Regions from separate parts of the Homo sapiens genome. Here regions 2 and 3 are each linked to region 1. A link is a loop called in an ENCODE intact Hi-C map of the cell type or tissue named here. Cell type or tissue: ovary. All regions are shown on one strand. Each heading gives the region's core, and the rest is flanking DNA. Links, peaks and the distances in the headings are about the cores only.

Region 1 (10,478 bases), core at 282-8,281:
ACTACAAGGCTAGGCTAATTTTTGTATTTTTTTTTGTAGAGGCAGGGTTTCACCATGTTGCCCAGGCTGGTCTTGAACTCCTGGACTCAAGTGATCCGTCAGCCTCTGCCTCCCAAAGTTCTGAGATTACAGGCTTGCGCCACTGCGCCCAGCCTCAGGCACAACTTTAGAATGTCCAACTGGACATTGGCATAAGTGAAAACCCTGGGCCCAAACCCTGTTTTACATGTAAAACATTAAGGGTTTTGAGGCCAGGCACGGTGGCTCACGCCTGTAATCCCAGCACTTTGGGAGGCCGAGGCGGGCGGATCATGAGGTCAGGAGATCGAGACCATCCTGGCCAACACAGTGAAACCCCGTCTCTACTAAAAATACAAAAATTAGCCGGGTGTGGCGACGTGTGCCAGTAGTCCCAGCTGCTGGGGAGGCTGAGGCAGGAGAATGGCAATGGCGTGAACCCGGGAGGCGGAGCTTGCAGTGAGCCGAGATTGCGCCACTGCCCTCCAGCCTGGGTGACACAGCAAGACTCTGTCTCAAAAAATAAAAGAAAAGAAAAGATAAAGAAAAAACCATTAAGGGTTTTGTTTGGGCTTTTTTTGCATTGTTTTATTATAGATCAAACATGCCGATTTTTATTCCAACATCCACCCATGCTCTTTAATGTTCCTGGGCTTCTTGTACAGAATGGCTTCCAACCTTCTTTTAAATCCAAATGTATTCATTCAAAAGAGGGGCAAGCATTAATCTATTGAAACACATAGCACTGCCCCTCAATTTATCCTTTATAATACGGTTGTGACAACATATTGATCTGTGAAATCACGTGTACAGGTACAGTATGTTAGATTTCATTTCAGACTCGTAAAGATGTTAGAAAATATTTACTGGAGGAAAAGCGCCTCGGTCCCCGCGGTTGCCTCCAGCCTAGGGCGGCCGGTGAGTCAAGCAAGGCGCTGCCGCCACCTGGTGGTTAATGTAGAAATGGCAGGCAGCCTCTAGCAGAAGGAACCCTTTGCCTTACTCCCTCCCGGCTAGGCCCCCACAGCTTCCATCCCAATCCTGTGTTCTTGTTAAGTTTCTTTCTTCTTTTTCTTTCTTTCTTTCCTTTCTTTCTTCTTTCTTTTTTCTTTTCTTTCTTTCTTTCTTTCCTTTCTGTCCTTTCTTTCCTTCCCTTTCTTTCTCTTTCGTCCTTTCCCTTTCCTTTCTCCTTTCTTTCCTTCCTTCCTTCTTTCTTTTTCTTTCTTTCTTTCTTATTTGAGACGGAGTCCTGCTCTGTCGCCCAGGCTGGAGTGCAATGGCACGATCTCGGCTCACTGCAAGCTCCAGCTCCCAGGTTCAAGCAATTCTCTTGCCTCAGCCTCCCTAATAGCTGGGATTACAGGCGCCCGCCACCACGCCCAGCTAACTTTTTTGTATTTTTAGTAGAGACGGGGTTTCACCATGTTGGCCAGGCTGGTTTTGAACTCCTGACCTCAAGTGATCCGCCCACCTCAGCCTCCCAAAGTGCTGGAATTACAGGCATGAGCCACTGCGCCAGGCCTCTTGTTAGGTTTCTATGAGTCCCTGACCCCAGCTCCTGTGCCATCTGTCATTCCTGCCGTGATGGTGAAGGCTTCCCAAGGACCAGAAATGTCTAGGGGTGGCTCCGGCTTCCTCCCTCAGACTGGGGGTTCCCTGAAGGTGGGGGCAGCTTTCCTCCTCTTCTCTCCCACTCCCAGACTGGGGCTCCTTGACATGGGCAGTGTGGATCCCCAGACTGAGGGCTTCCCAAGGGGCAGGACTTTCTCCTTCTCAGCATCTCCAAAGACCCCAGCACAAGGTAAGCCTCAGAAGGCAGCTTGGAAGGGTGCCCTGGCCAGCCCCTTGGCCCCAGTGCTCATTCCTGGCCATCACAGGCCCAGAGCACATGACGAAACCCATCCCAAGCCCCCAGACCAGACGCCAAGAGGAGGGGGTGGAGGCAGCAAGGCTGGAGGCATGTGTAGAATAAATAGAACTTTATTCTTTATCCAGTAGATCTCAGTGGAAAGCCCAACAGTAACAGGTGCACCCACGGGCTCCAGGGGAAGGGGCCCCAACCCCTGGTGAAGGAGGTCGGGGCAGAGCCAGCTCCCCCAGCTGGGGGTGCAGGGGTGAGGGGAGACCCCCCTGTAGGCCCGTCCTGCGGGGTAAGGAGGGGGCACGGGGGTGGGACAGGTTGGGGGTGGGGGGCAGGCCAGGGAAATGGAGGAACTCGGGCCAAGTGTGTGTCGGCCCATCTACTGTCCAGTGTGTGTGTGTTTGTGTGTGTGCGCACGCGCATGTGTGTGGTGTCTGGGGGCCCTATGGGGGTGCTGGTGGCTGAGGCCGGGGGTGGGGGCAGCTCGGGCCCCTGGCCAGCCCCTTCACAGTGGGGGCTGGGGAGCCTAGATGATGTGGGCCCTGACGGGAGGCAGCTCTGCCGAGGAGCCAGGTCTGGGAAAACTCTGTCCCGGGGCCCTTGCTCTGCCCTGCTCCATGCCTCATGGTGGGTGCAGGCAAGTGCCAAGGCCAGGAGCCTGTCCTTTCAGGGCTGCCCCACACCGTCCACACCCAGTGGTCAGGCAGAGGGAGAAAGGGGCTGGCGGCTTCTCCAGTGGGAGGGAGGGGAAGGCAGGCCTTGGAAAGTTAGTACTTCACAGTTTTAAAGAGAAAACTGAGGAGGAAAAGGCTGAGGAGGAGAACTGGGGGGCACAGGGACATGAAAGGAGAGTGGGGGCCCCTTCCGAGCCACTCCCTCCCCCGGACCCACCCCCTCCAGCTCTGGATCCAGCTCCCCCCAATACACAGCACAAATTCCTTCAGTATAAATGTGCTTAAAATGAAAATTCTTATTAAAAAAATCAAAACAAAAAAATTAAAATAAAAACAAAACCAGCGAGAATTAATACCTGGGGTTGGTATGGCAGGGTATGTACAGGGGGAACCCCCCGCCCCTGTCCCACCCCCTCTGTCACCAACCGAGGCAGGGGGGAGGTTGAGGTTCCCCAGCTGGGGAGCAATGGCTTGTGAGTTCTGAGGATGGGGGAGCCAAGTCCTGGCGTTTGCTGGTGATGAAGATGTGGTGAGCTGGGCAGAGGGGTGTCTTGATGAACACGAGGCCCCCAGGACCCATCCTGAGACCCAGGACCAGGGGCCTCACTCAGTTCCTGGCCTCGGCCTCTGACGTCAGCCCAGGCTGTGGGAGCAGGCAGTCCACTGAGGGCCCAGGCCTCTGTCCAAGGAGTCGCTGCCTCCTCCCTCCCCGTCCCCCAGGGAAGGTCCCCAGTACTGCCCGGGAGGGCAGGTGGGGGCAGGGCTGGTGCGGGGTCACATGGTCGGTAGAAAGGCAGAGAAAAGCCGGGGCGGAGGGCGAGGGCTGTGTCCATGTGGCGTGGGCGGTCACGGGGAGTGGGTGGCCGGGCTGCTTCTGTTGGAGCTGGGGCTGAGGCTGGGGCTACAGCTGCCTGGCGGGGGGGCCAGGCCACCCCCGTCCCGCCCCCCACCCCCCGGCTGTCCGCTCAGAGTGTCCAGGCCCTCTGAGTTCTCCAACATTTCCTGGATGAGAGGCGGCATGGAGCCCGGGATCTCCATCTTCAGCGTGATCACCCGCTCAGCCCCTGCAGGAAAGGAGGGGGCAGAGGTCAGCACGCTGGGCCAGCCCTCCCACCCCCAGCCCCAGCAAGCCTGGCTCGAGGTGGGAAGATCAATACTGCTGATATTAGCATCTTTCTTGGGATTCAGTTCTTTGACACGAGCCAGCTCTCTTAAGCCCCCAGGTCCAGAGGCTGGTGGCAATGGGGCAAAGTGGTCCCGAACTCCGGCTCCAGGGCCAGACTGCCGGCCTGGGCTAGACGCCAAGCCCTTCCTTCCCCTGTGCTGTGTGCTAGGGATCATCCCGACCCCTCTGTAAACACGAATGTTATCCCCGCCCTCGGAAGGGAAACTGTAGCTAGGAGCTGTTGAGTGACCCACACAAGGACACACACCCACGTGTCTGGTTCCAGAGCCACGATCTGAACTACCACACAAAGGTGACACAGGCGGGCCACCTCGGCAAAGTGGAGTCACTAGGGGACCTCAGCCTAGACACAGATGGGGACAGGTGTCGTATTGTCCTGGCACAAAGACATGGGGTGCTGGCTTGGATGTGGGGGCCTGGGCCAGGTGTCGGGGGCCGGTACCCCTCCAGGTCTGTGAGCCTCACCCTTGGCGCTGATGCTTCGCAGGTCAGTAATCTTCATTAGCATCTTGGGGAACATGTGGGGGCGGCTGGGCCTCCGCTTCCGCACGTAGACCTTTAGCGCCTCCAGCAGCGGCTCCTGCAGCATGTCCACCCGGTCCGGCTGCTCCAGGTCCTGGCGGTCTGAGGAAGCAGAACCACCCCCTGAGCAGCTGGGAACACAGCTGCACCCCCAGCCTCGGCCACCGGGGGGCGTGCCTGCCCAGGCCATGGAGGAGGGCAGCTCGCAGGCGCCTCCCCACACAGGGCAGGGCATGGGGTCTCTGCTGCCGCAGGGTACAGAGGCCCTTAAAAGGGAGCAACGGGAGCTGAGGGTGAGGGGGTGCCCCAAACCCTCCCTGAGCCCAGTTAGTGGGATGGGACCCCAAATGGGCAGTGCCATCCTCAAGCAGGGAGAGGGTTCCCAGGCAGGCTCCCACTCCCCCCTGTTATTCTGGAAACCAGATGAAATGGCAGAAATCACAACAATAAAATAGCAACTAACAAGCACTGGAGCTCGCTCTGGGCACCTGCACAGTATCTGTTACCACCGTAATCCTCCCATCAACTTCATGAGCTAGAGACCGTTACCGCCCCCACTGTACAGAAACGGAGGCCCAGAGAAGTTCAGCAACCTGCTCAGGGTCATGCATCGGCCAGGAGGTGACCCTGGTTGGTCCGACCCTCAAACCCTCACTCTTAACCTCCCTAGAAGGGGTGTTGCCCAGAAATCGGGAACAGGAGTCCAGGCCCCACATGGCCCCCTTGCTGTGTAGTTGCAGACCAGACCCTGCCCTCTAGAGATACCTAACAGAGGTGGCCTGAAAGAGCTCCCTGGAAGAGACTCCAGGGCTGCACCCCCGTCCCAGCCCAGCCCCCAGACCCAGGCCCCCTGCCCACCTCCGCAGATGAGGCAGATGGCGCTGAGCAGCCCCGTCTCCGCATCATCCATCTCCAGGGGCAGCAGCTGGTTGGCGAAGGCAAAGACCAGGTCGGTGAGGGGGCCGAAGCCAGCGTTGTGCATCTGGGTCCGGTTCAGGGTCAGCCCGTCCGAGAAGGTCATGGTGTCCTGCTCGGGCGTGTACCGCGTGCAGATCCGCAGGATCTGGGTGCAGAGGATGCTTGGGTTCAGGGACTGAACCCGAACCCACTCTGAGCACTCGGCACCAGCACTCCGCACCAGCACTCCCGGAGGACCACCTGGCAGGTGGCCGGAGCAATGCTGTCTGATAGAATTTTCTACAATGATGGAAAGGTTCTACGTCTGCACCATCCATACCTCAGCCACCAGCCACATGCGTCTACTGAGTACTTGAAATGTGGCTAATGCAACTGAGGAACTGAATTGAGTTTAATTTTAATTAATTTAAATTTAAAGAGTCACATGTGGTGAGCAGCTACTGTACTGGATAGTGCAGGTCCAGGTCATCCTGCCTACATGCAAAGAATGTAGAGGGGACCTAGAATTTCTAGGAGCTAAGGAACACTGGGCTGCTGCCTACAGCTCCCAGGATGAGGTACACAACAAGCGCTCAGTAAATGTGTATTGGCTTGAATGTGGTTGCAGGAACCCAGACGGCACCTCCTGCATCCACGGCATGGGGATGGGAGCCCCTGCAGGCAGCACAATCTAAACCTCCCACCCATCACCCGCCTCAACATTCAGAGGTGCCCATGGAGAAATGACAGTCTGCCGGCTCACGCGGGAGGATCACCTGAGGTCAGGAGTTCGAGACCGGCCTGGCCAACATGGTGAAACCCCGTCTCTACAAAAATACAAAAATTAGCCGGGTGTGGTGGCGGGTGCCTGTAATCCCAGCTACTCAGGAGGCTGAGGCAGGAGAATCGCTTGAACCCGGGAGGCAGCAGTTGCAGGCTGCAGTGAGCCAAGATCATACTACTGCACTCCAGCCTGGGTGACAAGAGTGAAACTCCATCTCAAAAAAGAAAAACATAAAAAGAAATGACAGTCTCGTCAAATCCCAGGTTCCCCACCCTGGAGGTGACCAAGAGGGAACAGGTGGACCGAGCCCTTGTCAGGGACAGCAGGAAGGAGAGTGCTCCCTCCAGCCTAGGCTTTGGCAGTTCCCACCACCTCTTCCTGCCCCCACCCCCTGCATCCAGCCTCCAGCCCAGTCTACCCTCGGGCTCACCTCACCGAGTGCCCGGCAGTCCCCTGAGCTCAGCATGGCCTCACAGCAGCAAGTCTTTCACTTCCTGCTCCTGAGTTAGGGCTACCCTCTCACCTCCCCCTCTACAAACCCCTAGATGTCACCTCCTCTGAGACATCATCCTTCAGGCCCAAGCAGTCACAAGCCCTCCCCCAATCTCCAGGAAGCATTGATCACAGTTTTGCAACCTCTGTTGACTTATCTCTTGCCTCACATGGAAGGTTTTCAAGAGAGGGGATGGTGGTGCATTCACCGCTGGGTTCCTGACACCCAGCTCGAACACTGGCCAGAGGATCCTAGGTGAATCTTTTTAGTTTTTTGCAGAAATAAGGTCTCACTATGTTGCCCAGGGTGGTCTTGAACTTCCAGCCTCAAGTGATCCTCCTGCCTCGCTCGGCCTCCCAAAGTGCTGGGATTACAGGTATGAGCCACTGCACCTGGCTCCTACGTGAATCTTTATTACTGGCTAAATGGATGGATGGCTGGGTGGCTGGATATGTGTATGGGTGAACAGGTGAGCTCCTGCACATCTGGCTGCTAGGTGGCTGAGTGGACAGGGAGACGAGTGGACAGGTGGACATATGGGGAGAGGAAGGGCAGACATTTGGGCGGTGGGCATTTGGACAGGTTGATTGCAGACAGACATTTAGGAGGGTGGCTGTCTGGCTGGAAGGACATCTACCCAGGACACAGGGGCAGTGCCTGGGGGCCAGGGTGCAGACCCTCACCAGGATGTCCAGGCAGGCAGCCTTGAGGAGGGTGATCTGGTCGGCGATGGTGAGGGTGGTGAAGCCGGGCAGCTGCTTGGCGAACTCCACAGTCTTAATGATGCACTTGGTGGAGAGTTCACTGAACTTGTCCCAGAGGTCAATGTCCAGAGAGACACGTTGTTCTGAGCTGTTGTTCTGGGGGAGGAGGGAGAGTGAGGGCCTTCTTCTCCATGGCACCCCTTCTCAGCCTGGCTCCAGCCCCCACAGGCCTGCCCTCTACCCAGCCTTCACTTCCTGGGAGCTCCTTGGGAAGAGGCAGCAGGAGGAGGGAGAAGAGAGGGGAAGGGAAGGACGCAGAGATCTTGCCTGGCACAAGAAGGGGTGCCTGAGAGGGGCCCATCCTGGCCCTGTGGCCCTGGGCAAATCCCACCCTGCAGGCCGGGGGAAAGCCATACCGTAGTGTATTTGCCCAGCTGGCAGAGGGCAGGGAAGGTTTCCTGGTGCGCTTTGCGCACCTTCTCAATGAGCTCCCCCACCTCCGGCGTCAGCGTGTAGCTCTCAGAGCACTCGGGCTTGGGCACCTCCTTCTTCTTCTTGTTTCGGTCGTTTCTCACAGCTGTGGAGGGCAGAGGGGGTTAAGAGGGCAGCTGCAGGCTGCTCAGGGCCTCGTCCACCCCCAGCCTGACAGAGAGCTGCCAGCTGCTGAGGAGGTCACCCAGGCTTGTAAGCACGCGCACACAGCACGCGTTCACGGGCAGGCAAGGCATTGCCACGCACTCCAGCCCTCCATGCCCACCCAACCCACACATCAAGTTCTGCCCCAGAAGCCCCATGAGCACAGCTGTGGCCCTGCACACACCCCCCACCCCACCCCATAGCCAGCCGCATGCTATCCCCCACGCGTCTACTCCAGCTCACACTCCAGGCGACGGTGCCCTCCTAGGTGCTCTGCCTCCTCTTTCCCCAGGAAGGTCCTTCTCCCGCCTCCACTCACCCAGCCCTCCCAGCTGCAGTCTCCCTGGGGGTCCCTTGGGACTGGCTCTGAGCAGCTCCTGGGGCAAGTGGGGAGTAGGGCTCCCCAGCCTGAGAGTGGGGGACCTGGCGGGGAGAATCTCTTGGCCCATTAGCTGGGGAGCTGACAAATCACCAGGGGCGCTGAGCCGCACACACCACTCGGCTTTAAAGAAGCGATGGGGTCGTTACCAGCCGATTATCCAGACACACAATCACTCACAGGGCTGGTGGTGGTGGCTGCTGACGCGGGAGGAAGGGAGGGTGGGGGAGGGGCTCAGGGAGGGGGTAGCGAGGTGGGGGTAGCTGGCATAATTTGGAGATCACTCATGTCGATTCTGCAAATTCAATAAAGTGCAGGGGAGAGAAGGGAGAGGGAGAGGGAGAGTGGGGGGATAATTTGGGAAGAGAAAATTGCAGCTGTGACAAGACGTTTATCATTCGGAAGCTTTAATTCTATTGAAATGGCAGCTGCTCAGCTCCGGGGCACAGAGCAGCCGGGAGAGGGGGAGTTGGCGGTGGGAGGGAGAAGGGGAGTTGGCGGTGGGAGGGAGAAGGGGTCCCCTCCCTGGTCCTTCTGCCATGAAAAGAGCAGAAGGTGGCACAAACAGAGAGGAGGAGGTGACAGCCCTTAAGCGAAGGGTTCCAGGCTTGTGGGTCTTGAGTTGTCACCCACTCTTGCAGCAGGAGCCACTTCCTGGGCTCAGGACAAGGCACCCCCAGCCTCCTGTGGCAGGACACTCCAGTCCCCTCCATTCCTGTCTGGGGCTCTTCGTGCAACAGTCAGAACCATCTCACCCGTGCCCCCTCCCCACTGCCCTCCCCACAAAGGGCTAGGGGGTCCTGCAGCCCCCTCCCCCATCCCATCCCCCAAGGCTCAGGCTCCATGGCAACGGCCACGCAGACAAGGAGGCGTCTGTCAGCGTCATTTATCTCTGACATCATCAATCACCGGTCACCATGGCAACACCCATGATTCAACACAAGAGGGTCTCCCTGTCCAGCCTTTCCCTCCCTCCCTCCATCAGGCCTCAGCTGAGCCCAAAGTGGAAACCCCGTTTCCTCTGGGATCTGAGAAGTCCCAATTCTTTCTTCCAACTCTGAATCCCAGGCTTAACTAGACAATGGCTTTTGGATCCTTGTGCCAGCCCTTCCACCCCCCCATACACACATAAGTCCAGCCAAGCACCCCTCAGAATTCAAGCCCCTCCCCTAAGACTCACAATCAGAAGGGACTGCCTATGCCTCTGAGCCCCACCCCAAAACCAAGCACGGCCTGGAAGAAAGCCATCCTGGAGCATGCACACACACACACATACGCAAGCACACACAGCCAGACGTGCAGAAACAGGAATGGTTACACATACACGGTCCCGGAGCACAGACCTGCCCGTGGACACACAGCCAGCCAGACTCGCAAACAGGTCCTTGCAGCTACACACAAACCATCCTCAACCGTGAGCCCGCACACCACGGCATGCGTGTTCATGCATGTGCACAAACATCCACAGAGCCCTGCTCCCTTGGTCTTTAGGAGCATCTGAGACCCCAACTGAGGCGGGACTCGGCCCCTGCCCTATGGCACTCACACTCCTTGGACATGCCCACTTCAAAGCACTTCTGCAGTCGGCAGTACTGGCAGCGGTTCCGGGTCACCTTGTTGATGATGCAGTTCTTGTCCCGGTGACACGTGTACACCATGTTCTTCTGGATGCTGCGGCGGAAGAAGCCCTGGGTATGGAGGGGAGGGAGTCAGGTTGTCCACACCCACAGTGGGAGCAGTGCCTGGCTACGGTCTCAGTCTAGGGGAGGAGGGCCAGGCCAGCTGCTGCCCCCAAGCGTTTGCCCATCGCCTACCTGAGCAGGCCAGAAAAGCTGGGGAGAATGATTCACCTAAAAGGATCCTCCTCAGGAGAATCCCAGTACCTGCCTCAACACTGCAGGATGGGCAGGAGTCTTCCCCCAACCCACAGCACACACCTGACTCCTCCCTTCCAGGGAAAAGACCTCAGGGCTGCTGGTGAGTCAGAAATAGGAAGACATGGGGCTAACTGGGCAACAGCCAGGGATCTGGAACCCACACCCCTGAACTCAGAACACAGGAAAAGAAGACAAGCCCGAAGAGGCCAGGAGGCAGATACACGGGCTGGCCAGAGAAATGGAGGCGAACACACACATGCACTCAGGAGCAAGGCAGAAAGATGTGAGTTCACCAAGACAGGTGTGCACCGACCCATCACAGACACAGACCCAGGCTGGCCAGGGGCTCCACATACAGGCTGACCAGAGGGACAGGCGGACAGAGGAAGAACAGACCAGGAACAACCAGACAGGACAGGCAGACACACAGCCTGAGTCCTTGTGCTT
Region 2 (10,478 bases), core at 242-8,241, 160 kb after region 1:
GAGGTTGGCATCTTTTCCTCTCATCCACATTTTCTTTTTTGGCAGAGTCTTGCTCTGTTGCCCAGGCTGGAGAGCCACTGCGCCTTGCAACCTCCGCCTCCTGAGTTCAAGCTACTCTCCTGACTCAGCCTCCCAAGTAGCTGGGATTACAGGCATGCACCACCACACCTGGCTAATTTTTGTATTTTTAGTAGAGACAGGGTTTCACCATGTTGGCCAGGCTGGTCTCGAACTCCCGCCCTCAGGTGATCTGCCCGCCTCGGCCTCCCAAAGTGCTGGGATTACAAGCATGAGCCACTGTACCCCGCCACCCACATTTTCAAAGTCACTCCAGAACAGCCCTGCTCCTGACAGCACTGGGCGGCCATCCCCTCTCCCCTCCCTCAGCACTTCCACAGCCTCAAAGAAAACAGAATGGAGAACAACAGGCAGGTTGATTCATAGACTTTATCGGCTTCTTCTCCACCCAGCGGTTTCTGCAATGACAACCGCGCCTGTACAATACACATGGTTCACTCTGTTAAAGCTGCAGGGCAACGGGAGGGGGCTGGGGGTCCCTGGGCAGGCATCAAGGCTAGGGGTAAGCAGCAGCCAAGACTGGGCCAGTGGGTCCCAGTGTCCGACCCAGAGGGTGGTGGCAGCTGGAGTTCCAAGGCTGTTGGAAGGGGTCAGGAGGAAGGCTGGGAAGCCAGGGGCTGCAGGGAGAGGAGAGTGCATCAGCAGTAGCAGGGAGGGGGCAGGGAGCAGAAGGGGGCCCATGGGACACTGTCAGGGCAAGAGGGCATGGGACACAGCACCTCCTATGTCCATAGAGGATTTTTGCTGCAGGAACAAGACAGATCACTGTATAAAAGGGTCTGTACAACATTACCTATGATACAATGTTCACATATGATACAAGGCTCTTTCCCTCTTTGAGTTTTAAAAAATAAATGTACAATTCCAGAGCTTTGGGTAAAAAATATATACACCCTCATAGCAGGAGCAGCAGCTGCTTTTGCTACGGCTGTTGCTGTCTCTTCAAAAGGGAAAGAGGTGGTGCCAGAAAGAAGGGTGAGTCTGTGCCAGGAAACCTCACCCAGTAGCTGCCAGGAGCCCCTGCACCCCTCAGGCCTTGAGGCTGGTGATGGGAGAGGGAGGGGAGTAAAGGTAATAAAGGCCTTGCCAGAGTCCAGTGGCGCCTTTACAGTCTCTGCCATCCCCCTCCCCCACTTTGGGGCTGCCTGCCCCAGGTATAGGGATCCACCCCACCCCAGCTCTATGGGGAGGACAAAGGGAGAGTCAAAGAGAGAGGGACAGAGACCATGTTGTTGGTGTCAGACACATGAGCCAGAAGGGGGATGTCAACTCCCTCCTTAGCAGTTAGATATCCCAAAAAGCAGGAGTGTGGGCAGCAGACAACCCTAGCTCCTGATACTGCTCTACCCGAGCCCACTGCAAGGCAGGGGGAGGGTCCTCTAGGCAGCTGAGGCCTGTGTTTCCCTGAGCATCTTTTACCCTCTCATCAGAGCCCATCCCTGGACCTTCCAGAGGCCTGAGTGGGGGACTTGCAAGGGCTGATGGGTAACCCCTCCCACCTGCTGCTACTCCCTGCCCCAAAAAGCAGCTTGGCTCACAAGCCTGGGCATGCAGGGCAGCACGAGGAGCTGAGCAGGGAGTGTGGGGGTGGAGAAAGCACCCCGCACCATCCAGGGGCAGAGTAGACAAGGGTAGCACCAAACAGAAGGACCCCTCCCCAGCACACACAACATCCACCCTCAATTACCAGATGCACTCCTGCTCCCTAAAAGAAGACACACACACACACACACACACACACACACACACACACACACACACACACACACACACGGCAACATAATATTCCTGGGGGTCCCAGCCCTGACCAGGAAGAAGCTGGACAGGTGGTGGAGAAGAAGGCTGCCAATCCCTCCCACAATCCCACTCTGCAAGACAGAAGGGTGAGCAGCATTCTTTCCTGCTGCAAGAGGAAGTTGGAAGCTCCATCCCCAGAACAGATCTCGATGGGAGGACATAGAGGAAGGAGCTTTCTATCCCCTTTCTCAGAGGGGACAGGAACCAGCAAAGTGTAGTTTTGGCTTGAAGGAGCAATGGGGAGGGGACTTCAGCAGGATGAACAGACTTATGGGTCCAGGGGTAAATCCATCGACCTCTTTCCCGTGGAGCAGGAAGTTGCTCCACGGGAAAGATGTCAGATGTTGGTTGAGACATCGTGCAAAGTGCTTGAGTGCCAGGTGCCCAAGGATCTGGCGGGTCTGACTGGAGCCTCCACTCTCACTGACTGTTTGCCTCCAGCTTGTAGGAGAGCTCGAAGAGGAGGTTCTGGTTGTCGATGACCTGAAACTGGCGCACATAGGCCTTGGTCTGCAGGTGATTGGGGGATGCCTCCATGTCCAGGCCTAGTGGGTAAAGAGGGAGAGGCAGTCAGGTTCCCAGCTTCCCTTCTTCCTCTACACACACACCGGGCAGAAGATCAGGCTGTGGACTGAGACAGATGTTGGGCAGGAAGGCCTCTGCAGAGGCAAGGAGAGAATGGGGAACCAGCAAGTGTATGGAAATACACATCTGGACAGGGAGTTCTCCCCTGAACCCTCCCGTTCAGTCAAAGCTCTATCTGTACTGCTCTCAGTACCCTGGGTACTCACAAAGGGGCCGGCTCCGGTATTTGCGGATTGTCCTCACTTTTTCGGCCACTGAATGCTGGGAGATGACAAGGAATGAGCCTTGAAAGGGGCACAGAAAGAGGCTCCCCCTCTTATGCTCCCCCTCCGCCATTCTCCCACTCTGCTTTACTCCCTCCAGTCTCCAATTCTGGAGGGTCTCTGAAGGACCAAAGGAGTGGGTGTAACAGAGTGCCATGTGAGGGGGAGGTGAAGTTGCCCCCAAGCTGCCTGTCAGCTCTGCCACCTGTGGGTGGGTTGCCACAGTGATGCCACCAGGGAGACAGTCAAGAGTCTGTTAGGCAAGCTGGGCACTTGGAGGAAGGCTGCTATTTTTGGGAGGTGATGAGAGAGGGAGAGGATGCAAGCCCCCCACTTGTGGGACTAGGGGTTTGCAGTGCCACTCACTCACCAGCTTCTCGATGTTCACCAAACCATCTACAAGGGTCTTACTCCCTTCGTGCAGGAAAGTCAGGTCTAGGGGATGTGGAGAGAATCCAATGTGAGGAAAGGATAAGAGAGGAGTTCGAAAGGGGCCACTGCACCCGAGGACCCCGCTCTTCCCCAGAACCCACTCCGTCTGTGGTGGGGGGCTCCTCTCCAGGTGGGTACTCAGGGCTGAGTCGAGAGGGAGCTGGAAGTCAGAAGCAGGGCATAGGAGAAGGGAAGCATGGGTGGAAGCGGCACAGCTTGGGAGTAACTCTCTCACCTTTGAGGATCAGAGGCACGAAGGGAATCACAGGGGGCTTCATTTTGGAGATCACTTCTCGGTAGCTTTTGTGGTTCCTGCAGGGGTCCTAGTATTCCACAGGAGAGAGATCAAGGGACAGACTGGCCAATGCATCCCAAAGATGTCCTCAGCTTCCTCCCTCACCCCCTGCCTTGTATACATTCCTGATCAGATAGGGGTGCTGGGGGCTTTCTAATGGTGTGGTGGGGAGGGACCTGACTACTCCCCCTTTCCTTCAAGAAAAACAGGGGCGCAATCCTTCCAACCTCACCCTCCAGCATGGTAAGGAGGGTGGGGGGTCCCATACACTAAACACCTTGAAAGGAAAGCTTGAGGAAGGGGGTTTATGGGAACAGAGGGTTTCTGGGCTCTCAGTCCAAGAGCAGAAGAAAGAGCCAAACCCACTCACCGTCAGGTTCTCAAATTTGCGAAACAAGTTCTTGAATTTCCCTGGCAGCTTCTGCAGAGTTTGAAGGAAGGAGAAGGGATATCAGAGTGGAGCTCCTTGGGTTACATGGGAGCCTCGGATTAATTCTCCCTGTTGGAGGGCAAAAGGGCCTGCATGGCTTGTAGGGGGCTGGGAAGCTGGTGGGTGGGGAAATGAAGTCAGGCCTTGGCTAAGTCTAGAGGCTTGAAACAGCCCAGAGGAATTCATTATTCTGGGGAAGGCCAGGTCTGTCTTATGCAGGTGCTTTGTATAAAGATGCCCCCACTGAGTGTGGATGAAAATCAGCCCAACTCCCACAGCCAAGTCTGCGACCTGACCTGGCCAAGGGCTGCCTGCCGTGACTCAGGCGGGATCCGGGCTTTTCACTAATTTGCACAAAGACAGGGTCCATTAGCCAAGCTGTGCGCCCTGGGGTTGCGTATGCCAGAAGAGGGCGCCTCCCTCCAACTGGCGCAAAGACTCCCTCCAGGCCGGCGGCCGTCCCGGGAGGACGCACTTCGGGGAGCCCGGGATGCCCAGATTCCCAGGTAGGAACGGGAGGGGTCTCATCACCTCCCAGGTGAGTCGAAGGCGGCTGACAGCGGCGTTGTCCAGCCCCATGACCACGGCGTAGAAAGACAGCAGGTCCTGGTTCTGCTTGCAGCTGCGGGGGTGGGAGGCGGGGTCAGGGGCGGGCGGCGGCGCGGGCCTCCGGCCTCCGGCCCCCCATCCCGCCGACGGCCGCACTCACAGGGCCGCGATCTTGATGAACTTCTTGAGCAGCTGCGCGCGCTTGCCCGGGGCCTCGCAGAGCAGCACTTCGGTGGCCACCCAGTGCGTGACCTCGCTGCAGCGCTGCAGCAGCAGCTCCAAGTTGGCCGTCTCCCGGCGGCCGCGCTCCCCGTGGAACACGTAGTCCACGAACTCCAGCTGCACCCACGGCAGCGGAGGGGCGGCCAGGGCGCCAGGGGGTGAGGGGAGTGGGTGGGAAGATGGCAGTGCAAGGCGATGAGGAGCGAAAGGCAGGAGGGCGGGGGCGGAAGGGGTGGAAAATAGAAAAATAGAAAGGACAGGAGGCGGCAAAGATGCGGAAAAAGAAAACAACCAGCATTAATAATATTTCACCAGCTACTGAGCACTTACTAGGTGCCAGGCATTCGCTCACGGCTGACATCCTCAAGACAACCATCTGCTAGGCATTATTGTCTCTGCCTTATTTTATTTCTTTAATAGTGAATATTTTAAAAATAGAAATCCTGGGTCAGGTTCTGTGTAAACAGCACTTGGGCCCTGAGCCACTGTGCTCTGGGGTCTCTCTCTTTGCGATTTTTTTCAGATGGGGGAACAAAGGTTACGGCCATGCGTTGCCCAAGGGCTTGCTGCAAGTGAGCCTTGGAACCAGGACGTTGTGCTGCGAACACCGTCTCCCAATGGCACATTTCTCCCTCCAGCCCCCCAGCATAGCACCAGCCTCGGTCCCCACCTCATGCACACATCGGAACAGCTCCCAGTGGAAGGCAGTTAGGTGGTTGGCAACGTCCTCAGGCTCCACTCGGTGGATCTCTGTGTCTCCAGGGGAGACCTGGATCTCCTCGGGGAGGGGCACCTGGTGGCAGGCAGGGGCATAGGGGCTGGGCTCCTGGTGGCAGGGTGAGGGATTGCTCACAGCCCTCCTCAGCCCTCCATTCCAGTCAAGGCCTTGGGAAGTTCTTACCAGAGCCTCATAGCTGTCCCGAGTACAGGCAAACAGGTGGCTGTTGATGCCCAGTGCGGTGAAAACACAGTCCTCAGTGGGCTGGAGAAGGACCTTCTCTGCAGGAGAAAGAGCTGCTCATCCTCGGCCCCTGCCGCCTGCACCCTCACACATCCCACACTGACACTGTCCTATCCAAAAACTCCTCACCCCACACTGACACATTCTAGACTAATGGAACTCATCTTATCACTAGTTTATGCCATATTTATCTGGAATTTGTCAAATGATTATTTCTTTTGCATTTATAACTTTTTTTCTACTCCCTTTCTTTCACAGCTTTTCTCTTACTCTGTTGTCCTTGTGACACTGGGAAGGCTGAAATTTTTTCCTACTGTAGAGGAAAACAAAGCTTCAGTGACATTGCTGGCTTTCTGCCTTCCCACTCATCCTGTGTCTTTAGCCTGTGAAATGTGGCATCCTTACATACACAGGGAGGTTAAAGGATCAGAATACAATCCATAGGTGAGTGAGGGGCAGCACTCAGATCAGAACCTGAGTCCTAGACCAGTGCCTCCCAAACTTTTTTTTTTTTTTTGAGACGGAGTTTCGCTCTTGTTGCCCAGACTGGAGCACAGTGTCTTGATCTCGGCACTGCAACCTCCGCCTCCGCGGTTCAAGTGATTCTCCTGCCTCAGCCTCCCAAGTAGCTGGGATTACAGGTGCACACCACCATGCCCAGCTAGTGCCTCCCAAACTTTAGTAGGCATAGGAGTCCCCTGGGGGGTCCTGTCCAAATGCTGATTTGAACAAGACCAGCAGGTCGGGGTGGGGTCGCAGATGCTGCATCTCTTTTAGAGACAGAGTCTTGTTATGTTGCCCAGGATAGGGCGCAGTGCCTATTCACAGGTGCAATCATAATGTACTACCTTGGATTCCTGGGCTCAAGCAATCCTCCTGCCTCAGCCTCCTGAGTAGCTGGGACTGCAGGTTTGCACCACTGCACCCAGCAAGATGCTGCATCCTAACAAGTTCCCAGGCGATGCACATGAGGCTTGTCCCGGGACCATACTTTGAGTAGCAAGGGCCTAGAATTCAGTCTCTACCCCTCCCCCAGAGCCCTGAGCTTGTGAGTTTCTCCTCTCGGAGCATCAGCCCAGTTCTTCCTGACCCTCACCTCCAGAGGAGGACACAGCTACCAGGATGAGGGAATCCTCACGCCCCGCGGGCTCCTCTGAATATTGAAGTTTCTCCGTCACAGAGCCCAGAATGTCCTGCACAGATGCTGAAAGGCGGCTGCGTATGGTCACATAAGAGTGGTCAGGCATGTATACACGGCAGAAGACTGGACGGAAACAGGAAAATGGCTTTCAACAGAGGGCAGAGTGGCAGCAGCTGGCACAGTCTCCTCCAGGGTGCCTCTATTCCCCACCAGAGGCTGGCCTCTGAAGAAGGTCCTGTGAAAGGGGCTGGTTCTACCACCCAGGGAGATGCCACTGAGGGTGCTCAAGACCCAGAGATATGTCCCCCTGAGCCACTCAGGACACCCTGCCCCTCCTAATGCCCACACTCACTCTCATCAGAGCCCCGGAAGGCCACCCGGGTCTGCAGACAGGAGTCTATCCGGCGGAAGTGGCGGAAGAGTGGCTTCACCTGCTTGCTGGGTGGCTGGTTCTCCTCTGGAATCCTGGCATGGACACAGCTGGGCATCAGCACGCCCTGCCAGGCATATGGACAACCAACACCAAGCAGGCAACATCAAGCAAGAATATCAGAATTGGGTCAAGGATGCACCAGCAGCAATTTCAGGTGGTTAAGGGGGTCAGAAGAGAGGACAATGAGCAGTATGGGATAATTATCCAAGTAACCCTAATCAAATGCCACCTCTTCCATGAATTCTTCTCTGATCCACCCCACCCACCAGGAAGGTCACTTTCTTCTCTCAACTACTATAGAACATTGGGATAATGTTTATGTTCACCTCTTATCTCTTCTATGAGATTGAGAGCTCTTGAGGACTGGGATTTGGTTCTTACTGAGTATCTTTTCATCCACCAGGGCCTAACACACTGCTTGACACATGGTAGGTAGTAGGTCAGCAGCTGTTTGCTGAATTTTGCTGAAAAGAACTTCACAGTCTAGGAAGGAGATAGACAGGCATACAGCTACTTCTAATACCAGGCAGGAGGTGTTGATAATATAACAAAGGTACCAGGAGAGTTATGCTGGTGTGGGGGAAGAAGAAAGCTATTCCTAAAAGGAAGATCTGGGAAGTTTTCATTGAGAAGATGGCATTTGACCTGGGCCTTGGAGGAAAGCAGGAAGAGAAGGAGGTGGAGGCCAGGTGCAGTGGCTCACACCTGTAATCCCAGCACTTTGGGAAGCTGAGGTGGGCAGATCACTTGAGGCCAGGAGTTCAAGACCAGCCTGGCCAACATGGTGAAACCCCGTCTCTACTAAAAACACAAAAATTAGCCAGGCGTAGTGGCGTGCACCTGTAATCCCAGCTACTTGGGAGGCTGAGGCAGGAGAATCGCTTGAACCCGGGAGGGGGAGGTTGCAGTGAGTTGAGATCACGCCATGCACTCCAGCCTGGCAACAGAGCAAGACTCCATCTCAAAAAAAAAAAAAAAAAAAAAAGGCCAGGCGCGGTGGCTCACGCCTGTAATCTCAGCACTTTGGGAGGCCAAGGCGGGCGGATCACGAGGTCAGGAGATCTAGACCATCCTGGCTAACACGATGAAACCCCGTCTCTACTAAAAAAAATATAAAAAATTAGCCGGGCGTGGTGGCAGGCGCCTGTAGTCCCAGCTACTCAGAAGGCTGAGGCAGGAGAATGGTGTGAACCTGGGAGGTAGAGCTTGCAGTGAGCCGAGATCACACCACTGCACTCCAGCCTGGGCGACAGAGCCAGGCTCTGTCTCAAAAAAAAAAGAAAACATGGTGGGAGGAGGGCATTCTGGGGTGGACAATATAACCGACCATGGGAAGTTCGAGAGCGCAGGAGTTGAGGTGTCATGGATGGAGGGGATGTAGGAGATGAGATGGGAAGGATCAGCAGAAGGCAGAAAGGGAAGGGTATTGAATGCTGGGATGTTTCACTTTCTCTTGGAAGCATGGGGAGCAGGGATGCCTTTGGAACAGGAGCATGAAAGATCTCTCTAGTGTCAGCACAGAGAAGGCAGAGAAGGATGCTAGACCACAAGCTGAGGCCTCCCTAAGGGTTGTGGTGGTGGGGACAAGAGAAGAGAGAAACTAAAAGGGCAGAATGGATTCATGGATGGATGGATACAGTGGTGTCCTGAAGCTGGTTCACACTGGCTCACAAGAGCATACTGTTAAGTTCTGGGGAATTTTACCAACTGTTTTTTAAAGAGCCATTAAAATATAAATAAACAAATATATCTCCATATATAAATATATATGTTTTATAAACTTATAGTCAGGCCAGGTGTGGTGGCTTACACCTAGAATCCCAACACTCTGGGAGGCCAAGGTGGGAGGATTGCTGGAGCCCAGCCTGGACAACATAATGAAACCGTCTCTATTAAAAAATAATAATACAAATTAATAAATAATACATAAAATTTATAATCAAATAAGTTGTTACCAAAAAAACAGTTTCCTTCCTGTTTTCACTACTTTTTTTTTTTTTTTTTTGAGACAGAGTCTTGCTCTGTTGTCAGGCTGGCGTGCAGTGCTGCAATCTCGGCTCACTGTAACCTCCACCTCCTGGATTCAAGCAATTCTCCTGCCTCAGCCTCCCGTGTAGCTGGGATTACAGGTGTGTACCACCACGCCCGGCTAATTTTTGTATTTTTAGTACAGACAGGGTTTCACCGTGTTGGCCAGGATGGTCTCGATCTCTTGACCTCATTCTGCCTGCCTCGGCCTCCCAAAGTGCTGGGATTACAGGCATGAGCCACCACACCCAGCCCACCTCTTTTTTTTTTTTTTTTTTTTTTTTTTTTTTTTTTTGAGACGGAGTCTCGCTCTGTCGCCCAGGCCGGACTGCGGACTGCAGTGGCGCAATCTCGGCTCACTGCAAACTCCGCTTCCCGGGTTCACGCCATTCTCCTGCCTCAGCCTCCCGAGTAGCTGGGACTGCAGGCGCCCGCCACCGCGCCCGGCTAATTTTTTGTATTTTTAGTAGAGACGGGGTTTCACCTTGTTAGCCAGGATGGTCTCGATCTCCTGACCTCATGATCCACCCGCCTCGGCCTCCCAAAGTGCTGGGATTACAGGCGTGAGCCACCGCGCCCGGCCTTTTTTTTTTTTTTGAGACGGAGTCCACTCTGTCACCCAGGCTGGAATGCAGTGATGCAATCTTGGCTCACTACAACCTCTGCCTCCTGGATTCAAGACATTCTCCTGCCTCAGCCTCTTGAGTAGCTGGGATTACAGGCATGTGCCACCATGCCTGGCTAATTTTTGTATTTTTAGTAGAGATGGGGTTTCACCATGTTGGTCAGGCTGGTCTCGAACTCCTGATCTCATGATCTGCCTCTCATGATCTGCCTGCCTCAGCCTCCCAAAGTGCTGGGATTACAGGCGTGAGCCACCGCACCCGGCCTTTTTTTTTTTCTTTAGAGACGGAGTCTCGCTCTGTCACCCAGGCTGTAGTGCAGTAAGGTGATTTCAGCTCACTGCAACCTCCATCTCCTGGGTTCAAGCAATTCTCCTGCCTCAGCCTCCTGAGTAGCTGGGACTACAGGCACGTACCACCACCCCCAGCTAATTTTTCTTTTCTTTTTTTTTTTTTTTTTTTTGAGACAGAATCTCACTCTGTCGCCCAGGCTGGAGTGCAGTGGCATGATCTCAGCTCACTGCAACCTCCACCTCCTGGATTCAAGCAATTCTTCTGCCTCACCCTCCCAAGTAGCTGGGACTACAGGAGCGCCCTACCACGCCCAGCTAATTTTTGTATTTTTAGTAGAGACAGGGTTT
Region 3 (10,478 bases), core at 2,221-10,220, 150 kb after region 1:
AGAGAAACACAGAACAGCAAAACCAAACAAACCAGTAATATATGCTGACCTGGATGAGCCTCACAGGCAGAGTGTTGTGGATGGGGAGTTGCTGAACACCACATCCAGTATGATAATATTTATATAAAATCTAAAAACATTCAATTGGCCAAGCGTGGTGGCTCACACCTGTAATTCCAGCACTTTGTGTGGCCGACCGAGGCAGGCAGATAGCTTGAGGCCAAGAGTTTGAGACGAGCCTGGGCAACACGATAAAAACCCCGTCTCTACTAAAAATCCAGAAAAATTAGCTGTGCTTGGTGGTGCGCGCCTGTGGTCCCAGCTACTCAGTAAGTTGAGGTGGGAGGATCACTTGAGTCCAGGATGCAGAGGCAGAGGCTGCAGTGAGCTGAGATCGTGACACCGCACTCCAGCCTGGGTGACACAGGAAGACTCTGTCTCAAAAAAAAAAAAAAAAGAAAGAAAAGAAAAGAGAGGCTGGGCGCAGTGGCTCACGCCTGTAGTCCCAGCAGTTTGGGAGGCCGAGGCGGGCGGATCACGAGGTCAGGAGATCGAGACCACAGTGAAACCCCATCTCTACTAAAAATACAAAAAATTAGCCGGGCGTCGTGGCGGGCCTCTGTAATCCCAGCTATTCAGGAGGCTGAGGCAGTATAATCACTTGAACCTGGGAAGCGGAGGTGGCAGTGAGCCAAGATCATGCCACTGCACTCCAGCCTGGGTGACAAGAGTGAGACTCCATCTCAAAAAAAAAAGAAAGAAAGAAGAAGAGAGGACACAGAGAGACACACAGAGGAGAATGCCTTGTAATGATGGAGGCAGAGACTGGTGTGATGAGTCTAGAAGCCAAGCAAATAAAATTCACATAACATAAAACTCACCATTGTAACCACTTTAAAGCATCCAAGTGAGTATATAGTATATTTACAATGTTGTACAGCCATCACCACTATCTAATTCCAAAACATTTTCATCACCCAAAAAGAAACTCCATACCCATTAGTAGCCTCTCCCCATTCTGCTCTCACCCCAGCCCATGGCAACCAGAAACTATCTACTTTCTGTCTCTATGGATTTGTCTATGCTGGACATTTCATATAAATGGAATCATACAATATGAGGCCTTTTGTGTCTGGTTTTTTAGCACAGTTTTTTCAAGGTTCATCCATGTTGTAGTATATATCAGTACTTCATTCCTTGCTATGGTTTGACTTTGTGTCCCCACCCAAATCTCATGTCAAATTGTAATTTCCAATGTTAGGAGGGACCTGGCAGGAGGTGACTGGATCATGGGAGCAGATTTCCCCCTTGCTGATTCCGTGATAATGAATGAGTTCTCATGAGATCTGGTTGTTTAAAAGTGTGTGGCACTGGCCAGGCACATGGCTCACGCCTGTAATCCCAGCATTTGGGAGGCCAACGCGGGTGGATCACCTGAGGTCAGGGGTTCAAGACCAACCTGGCCAACATGGTGAAATCTTTTCTCTACCAAAAATACAAAAATTAGCCAGGCATGGTGATGCATGCCTGTAATCCCAGCTACTCAGGAGGCTGAGGCAGGAGAATCGCTTGAACCCGGAAGGCAGAGATTGCAGTGAGCTGAGATCATGTCACTGTACTCCAGCCTGGGCGACAGAGTGAGTCTCAAAATAAATAAATAAATAAATAAATAAAAGTGTGTGTCACCTCCCCTTCTGCTCTCTCTTTCCTGCTCATGTGAAGATTACTTGCTTCCCCTTTCCCTTTCTGCCATAATTGTAAGTTTCCTGAGGCCTCCCCAGCCGTGCCTCATGTACGTCCTGTGGAACTGTGAGTCAATTAAACCTCTTATTTTTTTTTAGATGGAGTCTCGCTCTGTTGTCCAGGCTGCAGTGCAATGGCATGATCTCGGCTCACTGCAACCCTCGCCTCCTGGGTTCAAGTGATTCTCCTGCCTCAGCCTCCTGAGTAGGTGGGACTACAGGTGCGTGCCACCACACCCAGCTAATTTTTTGTATTTTTAGTAGAGACTGGGTTTCATCATGTTGGCCAGGATGGTCTTGATTGCCTGACCTCGTGATCTGCTAGCCTTGGCATCCCAAAGTGTAGCGATTACAGGAATGAACCACCGTGCCTGGCCTAAACCTCTTTTCTTTCTTTCTTTCTTTCTTTTTTTTTTTTTTTTTTTTTTGAGACGGAGCCTGGCTCTGTTGCCCAAGCTGGAGTGCAGTGGCGCAATCTTGGCTCACTGCAAGCTCCACCTCCCGGGTTCATACCATTCTCCTGCCTCAGCCTCCCGAGTAGCTAGTACTACAGGCGCCCACCACCATGCCCAGCTAATTTTTTTGTATTTTTAGTAGAGACGGGGTTTCACCATGTTAGCCAGGATGGTCTCAATCTCCTGACCTCGTGATCTGCCCACCTTGGCCTCCCAAAGTGTTGGGATTACAGGCGTGAGCCACCGCACCCAGCCACTAAACCTCTTTTCTTTATAAATTACCCAGTCTCAGGTAGTTTTTGTGTGTGTGTGTATGTGTGTGATGGAGTTTTGCTCTTGTTGCCCAGGCTGGTGTGCAGTGTCACAATCTGGCTCACTGCAACCTCTGCCTCCTGGGTTGAAACGATTCTCCTCCCTCAGCCTCCCAAGTAGCTGGGATTAGAGGCACCTGCCACCACGCCCAGCTAATTTTTTTGTATTTTTAGTAGAGACGGGGTTTCACCATGTTGGTCAGGCTGGTCTTGAACTCCTGACCTCAGGTGATCCACCTGCCTCGGCCTCCCAAAGTGCTGGGATTACAGGTGTGAGCCACCGCACCTGGCCTCAGGTAGTTCTTTATAGGAGTGTGAGAATGGACAAATACATTCTTTTTTATGATGGAATAGTATTCCATCTTATGAATATACCACATTTTAGTTTATCTACTTTGGGCTACTACAAATAATGTTGCTATGAACAGTCTTGTACAGGGGGTTTCTTTTGGGGGGTAATGAAAATGATCTAAAATTAGCCAGGTGCGGTGGCTCACGCCTGTAATCCCAGCACTTTGGGAGGCCAAGGCAGGTGGATCACGAGGTCAGCAGTTCGAGACCAGCCTGGCCAACATGGTGAAACCCCCATCTCTACTAAAAATACAAAAATTAGCCAGGCATGGTGGCGGCCGCCTGTAATCCCAGCTACTCGGGAGGCTGAGGCAGGAGAATTGCTTGAACCTGGGAGGTGGAGGTTGCAGTGAGCCGAGACCGTGCCATTTCACTCCAGCCTGAGCAACAGAGCGAGGCTCTGTCTCGGAAAAAACAAAAAAAACAAAATTAACTGTGGTGATGGTTACACAGCTTGGTGAATATACTAAAAACCATTGATTTGTACATTTTAGGTTAATTACATAGTATGTGAACTACATCTCAATAAAACTGTTATCCTCAAAATTGCAACACACTGTTTGGAGATGTATACAAATGTAGTACAAGTTTACAGGAATGTTATACTGTTGATGAAAGAAAAATCAAGCTTTTGGCTGGGAACAGTGGCTCACACCTGTAACCCCAGCACTTTGAGACTCTGAGATGGGAAGATCCCTTGAGCCCAGGAGTTTGAGACCAGCCTGGGCAACGTAGCAAAATTCTGTCTCTACAAACAATAAAAAAACTAGCCGAGTATGGTGGTGCATGCCTGTGGTCCCAGCTACTCGTGAGGCTGAGGTGGGAGGATCACTTGAGTCCAGGAGGTCAAGGTTGCAGTGAGCTGTGATTGCACCACTGCACTCTAGCCTGGGTGACAGAGTAACATCCTGAACCCCCCCCAAAAAAAAAAAAAGAAGAAGAAGAAGGAAAGAGACAGAGAGAGAGAGAGAGAGAAAAACCAAGCATTTAAAGAATAAGTTTTATGCAGAGTTTCACTGAGGATTGCAATCTGGGAGGAGACTTTCTTTCTTTCTTTCTTTTTTTTTTGAGACAGAGTCTCGCTCTTGTTGCCCAGGCTGGAGTGCAATGGCATGACCTTGGCTCACTGCAACCTCCGCCTCCCAGGTTAAAGCGATTCTCCTGCCTCAGCCTCCCAAGTAGCTGGGATTACAGGCTCCCATCACCACGCCCAGCTATTTTTTTTTTCTTTTTGAGACGGAGTCTCGTTCTGCTGCCAGGCTGGAGTGCAGTGGCACGATCTCAGCTCACTGCAACCTCCGACTCCCTGCTTCAAGTGATTCTCCTGCCTCAGCCTCCCGAGTAGCTGGGATTACAGGCATGCGCCACCACGCCCTGCTAATTTTTCTATTTTTAGTAGAGATGGAGTTTCACCATGTTGGCCAAGATGGTCTCAATCTCTTGACCTTGTGATCCGCCCGCCTCAGGCCTCCCAAAGTGCTGGGATTACAGGCGTGAGCCACCACGCCCGGCCATTTTTTTTTTTTTTGTATTTTTAATAGAGATGACGTTTCACCATGTTGGCCAGGCTGGTCTCAAACTCCTGATCTCAGGTGATCCACCTGCTTCAGCCTTCAAAGTGTTGGGATTACAGGCATGAGCCATTGCGCCCAACCTGGGAGGAGACTTTCAGAGAGATTCAGTTAGACTGCTCCGGAGTAGTGAATACACAGGTGGTGGCGGTTCTGTATGTGCTCAGAAGTTATATTAAATATATGCTGAGAAGTTACATTAGAGCAAAATCTCATCAAAGTATGGGTGCGAAGATACATCTGGTTATAGATTACAGAGGCATAATCATTAATTCGTCACATTGTTTTACGTACAGGAAGAAGCAAAGGCCAGGATCACTGAACTTATCTTTTCGGAAATTGCAGTGACTTTGGCAAGAGACACAGGAAGCTGTGCCCTATCCTGCTTATCATTTTCAGGGCATTCTTCTGGGCTGGGGACTGTGCTCACACTGACTCAGGGGCTTTGTGAAATTCTGCTGCCAAGGGAATTGGTGAAATTCTGCTGGCAAGCAGAATTAACAAAAGTGGCTACTTAGGTTTGCTACTTTGTGTCACAATACCATACTTATGAGGGTGGTTGTCTCTGGAAAGAAAGAAAGAGGATGCAACTGGGGACAGGTACCAGGTTCAGCTGGAGGGTAGGGTTTCATTTCTTTTTCTTTTTTTCTTTTCTTTTTTTTTTTTTCAGACGGAGTCTCTCTCTGTTGCCCAGGCTGGAGTACAGTAGCACGAGCTTAGCTCGCTGCAACCTCCGCCTCCCAGGTTCAAGTGATTCTCCTGCCTCAGCCTCCCGAGTAGCTGGGACTACACACCTGGCTAATTTTTTTGTGTTTTTAGTAGAGACGGGGTTTCACTGTATTAGCCAGGATGGTCTCGATCTCCTGACCTCATGATCTGCCCACCTCGGCCTCCCAAAGTGCTGGGATTACAGAAGTGAGCCACGGCACCCGGCCAAGTTTTCATTTCCTAAGCTGGGAGGTGGAGACTCAAGTGCTCATTATATTAGTCTTTAAACTTTTTGTATGATTGAAATATTACACAACACATTTAAACATAATGTTTTTTCTTTTTTTCCCCAAATATTAGGATTCTTTTTTTTTTTTTTTAGACAGTCTCACTTTGTCACCTAGGCTGGAGTGCAATGGCTCAATCTCCACACACTGCAACCTCCACCTCCTGGGTTCAAGCAATTCTCATGCCTCAGCCTTCCGAGTAGCTGGGATTACAGGCATATGCCACTACACCTGGCTTTTTTTTTTTTTTTTTTAGTAGAGGTAAGGGTCTCACTATGTTGCCCAGGCTGGTCTCAAACTCCTGAGCTCAAGCAATCCTCCTGCCTCAGCCTCCCAAAGTGCTGGGATTACAGGCGTGAGCCACTGCACACGGCCTATTTATTTTTGAGACATGTTCTTGGTCTGTTTCCCAGGCTGGCGTGCAGTGGTGTGATCATAGCTCACTGCAGCCTCAAACTTCTAGGCTTAAGCGATCCTCCCACTAGGACTACAGAAGGAAAGTGTTTTTAAAAATGGAGACTTAAAAGGGTTTAAACGCTAAAGATGAAAGAGCTCATAGGGAGAGACTGAAGAAACAAGTTCTTCCGGTCAAATATGACTTATATCTGGGGATAGACCCTCTCAGAAGGATTCAAGATTACCCCAAGAAAGGCACTATCCTCCTCTGGGTTATGTAGCCTCCTCCCTCATCCCCAGGCAGGTTGAGAAAACAATCTTGGTGGTGACACCTAGTGGATTCAAAGGGCACTGCCTAAATTCTTCACTGCACGCAGCACACCTCATGAAGACACCTTATTTATTTATTTTTTGAGACAGAGTCTCGCTCTGTCACCCAGGCTGGAGTGCAGTGTTGGGATCTCGGCTCACTGCAACCTCCGCCTCCTGGGTTCAACTGATTCTCCTGCCTCAGCCTCCCGAGTATCTGGGACTACAGGTGACCGCCACCACACCCAACTAATTTTTGTATTTTTAGTAGAGGCAGGCTTTCACCATGTTGGCTAGGCTGGTCTTGAACTCCTGACCTCAAGTGATCTGCCTGCCTCAGCCTCCCAAAGTCCTGGGATTATAGGTGTGAGCCACCATGCCTGGCCAGGAAGGGAGAATTTTTTATTTTAAATCTGTTATTAAAAACAGTGGACTGTCAGAATCTGAATTGCTTTATGGTGTAATGTAGCTACGGTAACACTTAACAAATTTTACATGACCAACTCAACAAGCCAGATAGACACACTTGTATACCCACCCCCAGGTCACGATATGGAACATTTCTTTTATTTATTTATTTATTTATTCCTCACTCTGTTGCCCAGGCTGGAGTGCAGTGGCCCGATCTCAGCTCAGTGCAACCTCAGCTCACTGCAACCTCCACCTCCCGGGTTCAAGTGATTCTCCTGCCTCAGCCTCCCGCACCTCGACCTCCCAGAGTTCTGGGATTACAGGCGAGAGCCACCGCGCCTGGCCGATATGGAACATTTCTATCGCCCCACAGGGCTTCTTCATGCCCCTTCACGGTCAATACTTTCCCCTACCCTATTGAGTAGGCACTATTTTTACTTCTTTTTTTTTTTTTTTTTTTGAGACGGAGTCTTGTTCTGTCGCCCAGGCTGGAGTGCAGTGGCATGATCTCGGCTCACTGCAAGCTCCACCTCCCGGGTTCACGTCATTCTCCTGCTTCAGCCTCCCGAGTTGCTGGGACTACAGGCGCCCGCCACCAGACCCGGCTAATTTTTTTTGTGTTTTTAGTAGAGACGGGGTTTCACCGTGTTAGCCAGGATGGTCTCGATTTCCTGTCCTCGTGATTCGCCCGCCTCAGCCTCCCAAAGTGCTGGGATTACAGGCATGAGCCACCGTGCCCAGCCTATTTTTACTTCTATCCCCGTAGATTAATTTAGCCTGCTCTTGAACTTTTTTTTTTTTTTTTTGAGATGGAGTCTGGCTCTGTTGCCCAGGCTGGAGTGCAGTGGTGCCATCCCAGCTCACCACAACCTCCGCCTCCCAGGTTCAAGCGATTCTCCTGCCTCAGCCTCCCTAGTAGCTGGGATTACAGGCATGCGCCACCATACCCAGTTAATTTTGTGTTTTTAGTAGAGACAGGGTTTCTCCGTCTTGGTCAGGCTGGCCTTGAACTCCCAATCTCAGGTGATCCACTCGCGTTGGCCTCCCAAAGTGCTGGGATTACAGGTGTGAGCCACCGTGCCCGGCCTAAATTTTTTTTTTTTTTTGAGATGGAGTCTCGCTCTGTCGTCCAGGCTGGAGTGCAGTGGCACCATCTCGGCTCACTGCAAGGTCCCCCTCCCGGTTTCACGCCATTCTCCTGCCTCAGCCTCCGGAGTAGCTGGGACTACAGGCGCCCACCACCACGCCGGGCTACTTTTTTGTATTTTTAGTAGAGACGGGGTTTCACCCTGGTAGCCAGGATGGTCTCGATCTCCTGACCTCGTGATCCGCCCGCCTCCGCCTCCCAAAGTGCTGGGATTACAGGCGTGAGCCACCGCGCCCAGCCTTTTTTTTCTTTAGACTGAGTCTTGTTCTGTCGCTGTCGCCGGGCTGGAGTGCAGTGGCGCAATCTCAGCTCACTCCAAACTCTCCCTCCCGGGTTCAAGCGATTCCCCTGCCTCAGCCTCCCAAGTAGCTGGGATTACAGGCGCACGCCACCACACCCAGCTAATTTTTTTGTATTTTAGTAGAAACAGGATTTCACCATGTTGGCCAAGATGGTCTCACTCTCCTAACCTCGTGATCCACCCGCCTCGGCCTCCCAAAGTGCTGGGATTACAGGCGTGAGCCACCGTGCCCGGCCTTTTTTTCTTTTTCTTTTTTTTTTTTAAGAGAAAGAGTCTCACTCTGTCACCCAGGCTGGAGTACAGTGGTGCAATCATAGCTCTCTGCAGCCTTGAACTCCTGGGCTTAAACAATCCTTCCACCTCAGCCTCCTGAGTAGCTGGGACTACACACATGCACCACTATGCTTGGCTTTTTTTTTTTCTTTTTTTGAGACACGGTCTCCCTCTTTCGCCCATGCTGGAATACAGTGGCATGATCTCTGCTCACTGCAGCCTTGAGCTCCCAGGCTCAAGCAATCCTCCCACCCCAGCTTACCAAGTAGCTGAGACTACAGGAATGCACCACCATATATGGCTTTTTTTTTTTTTTTTTTTGAGACGGAGTCTCACTCTGTCGCCCAGGCTGGAGTGCAGTAGCACGATCTCGGCTCACTGCAACCTCTGCCTCCCGGGTTCAAGCAATTATCTGCCTCAGCCTTCTGAGTAGCTGGGATTACATAGGTGCCTGCCACCATGCCCAGCTCACTTTTGTATTTTTTAGTAGACATGGTGTTTCACCATCTTGGCCAGGCTGGTCTTGCACTCCTGACCTCGTGATCCATAGGTCTCAGCCTCCCAAAGTGTTGGGATTACAGGCGTGAGCCACCCTGCCCAGCCTTTTTTTTTTTTTTGAGATGGAGTTTTGCTCTTGTTACCCAGGCTGGAGTGCAATGGCACGCTCTCAGCTCACCACAACCTCTGCCTCCCAGGTTCAAGCGATTCTCCTGCCTCAGCCTCCCGAGTAGCTGGGATTACAGGCATGTGCCACCACGCCCAGCTAATTTTGTATTTTTAGTGGAGACAGTTTCTCCATGCTGGTCAGCTGGTCTCAAACTTCCGACCTCAGGTGATCCACCCACCTCGGCCTCCCAAATGCTGGGATTACAGGCATGAGCCACCGCACCTGGCCTATTTTTTTATTTTTTTGTAGAGACAAGGTCTCCCTATGTTGCCTGAGCTGGTCTCAAACTCCTGGACTCAAGGGATTCTCCTGCCTCAACCTCCCAAAGTGCTGGGATTACAGGCGCGACACACCATGCCCAGCTACATTTTTTATTTTTTGTAGAGATAGGGGTCTCACTATGTTGGCCAGGCTGGTCTTGAACTCCTGGGCTTAAGAGATCCTCCTGTGTCCAGAACTGGTTCCTTCCAGTGGGTTCTTAGTCTTGCTGACTTCAAGAATGAAGCTTCAAGAATGATGCCACAGACCCTCACGGTGAGTGTTAGCTCTTAAAGATGGTGTGTCCGGAGTTTGTTCCTTCAGGTGTTCAGATGTGTCCAGTTTCTTCCTTCTGGTGGGTTCGTCCTCTCCCTGACTTCAGGAATGAAGCCACAGACCTTCAGCAGTGAGTGTTACAGCTCTTAAAGGTGGCGCTTCTGGAGTTGTTTGTTCCTCCCAGTGGGTTCGTAGTCTCGCTGGCTTCAAGAGTGAAGCTGCAGACCTTTGTGGTAAGTGCTACAGCTCATATAGTGCGGACCAAAAGAGTGAGCAGCAGCAAGATTTATTGCAAAGAGCAAAAGAACAAAGCTCCCACAGCGTGGAAGGGGACCCCAGTGGGTTGCCGCTACTGGCTCGGGTGGCCTGGCCCCACCCACATCCTGCTGATTGGTCCATTTTACAGAGCGCTGATTGGTCCATTTTACAGAATGCTGATTAGTCCGTTTTACAGAGTGCTGATTGGTTCGTTTTTACAGAGTGCTGATTGGTGCATTTACAAACCTTTAGCTAGACACAGAGCACTGATTGCTGCATTTACAAACCTTTAGCTAGACACAGAGCACTGATTGGTGCATTTACAAACCTTTAGCTAGACACACAGCGCTGATTGGTGCTTTTACAATCCTTTAGCTAGACAGAAAAGTTCTCCAAGTCCCCTACCTGATTAGCTAGACACAGAGCACTGATTGGTGCATTTACAATCCTTTAGCTAGACAGAAAACTTCTCCAAGTCCCCACCTGACCCAGAAGCCCAGCCAGCTTCACCTCTCACTCCTACTTCAGGCCCCCAAAGTGCTGGGATTAGAGGTGTGAGCCAACATACCCAGCCTGTGTCTGGCTTCCTTTATTCAACATTAAGTCTGTGAGATTCATTCACGTGGGTATTAATAATTTGTTCTTTTTTCTTGCTATATAGTATTCCACCATAAGAATATGCCCCAATGCATTTGTCCATTCATGTGTTGAAAGACACTGGGTTTTTTTCCTTCCTTCCTTCCTTCCTTCTTTCCTT

What was found. A loop is a pair of places that touch in the nucleus more often than their neighbours do. Peaks named below come from ENCODE experiments on the same cell type or tissue, not always from the same donor. Only the 100,000 strongest peaks of a DNase experiment are listed, where the experiment ranks them.
Region 2: a loop joins it to region 1, with 2.1 times the contacts of the local background. A loop is called at or near these places in 53 of 110 quality-filtered maps.
Region 3: a loop joins it to region 1, with 5 times the contacts of the local background. A loop is called at or near these places in 58 of 110 quality-filtered maps.

Annotation. Positions count from the first base shown.
Region 1 is chr17:40,349,148-40,359,625 of GRCh38, reverse strand. It overlaps RARA (retinoic acid receptor alpha), which reads right to left. Exons shown (of 9, transcript NM_000964.4): 4 at 9,701-9,842; 5 at 7,556-7,716; 6 at 7,119-7,295; 7 at 5,120-5,324; 8 at 4,205-4,363; 9 at 1,983-3,617. The coding sequence ends at 3,400. Among named protein-coding and RNA genes, the nearest start is that of GJD3-AS1, 8.5 kb to the left of the region's middle. RefSeq lists a silencer at 4,464-4,533 and an enhancer at 6,346-6,857. In ovary, for the core only: CTCF peaks have their summits at 979 (motif pointing left) and 4,428 (motif pointing right); DNase peaks (open chromatin) are centred at 965, 3,246 and 4,415; H3K27ac peaks cover 758 bases.
Region 2 is chr17:40,185,606-40,196,083 of GRCh38, reverse strand. RAPGEFL1 (Rap guanine nucleotide exchange factor like 1) reads right to left here. Exons shown (of 15, transcript NM_016339.6): 5 at 7,106-7,218; 6 at 6,709-6,876; 7 at 5,553-5,650; 8 at 5,322-5,444; 9 at 4,590-4,768; 10 at 4,412-4,502; 11 at 3,821-3,871; 12 at 3,391-3,478; 13 at 3,094-3,158; 14 at 2,667-2,721; 15 at 434-2,420. The coding sequence ends at 2,296. It overlaps MIR6867 (microRNA 6867), which reads right to left and starts at 2,487; the gene lies at 2,421-2,487. RefSeq lists enhancers at 1,467-1,516, 1,141-1,641, 4,343-4,422 and a silencer at 4,543-4,602. In ovary, for the core only: a CTCF peak has its summit at 4,281 (motif pointing right); DNase peaks (open chromatin) are centred at 4,283 and 4,693; H3K4me3 peaks cover 1,014 bases; H3K27ac peaks cover 343 bases.
Region 3 is chr17:40,197,656-40,208,133 of GRCh38, reverse strand. No RefSeq gene overlaps it. Among named protein-coding and RNA genes, the nearest start is that of MIR6867, 9.3 kb to the right of the region's middle. In ovary, for the core only: a CTCF peak has its summit at 6,175 (motif pointing left); no DNase peak of the experiment used is centred there.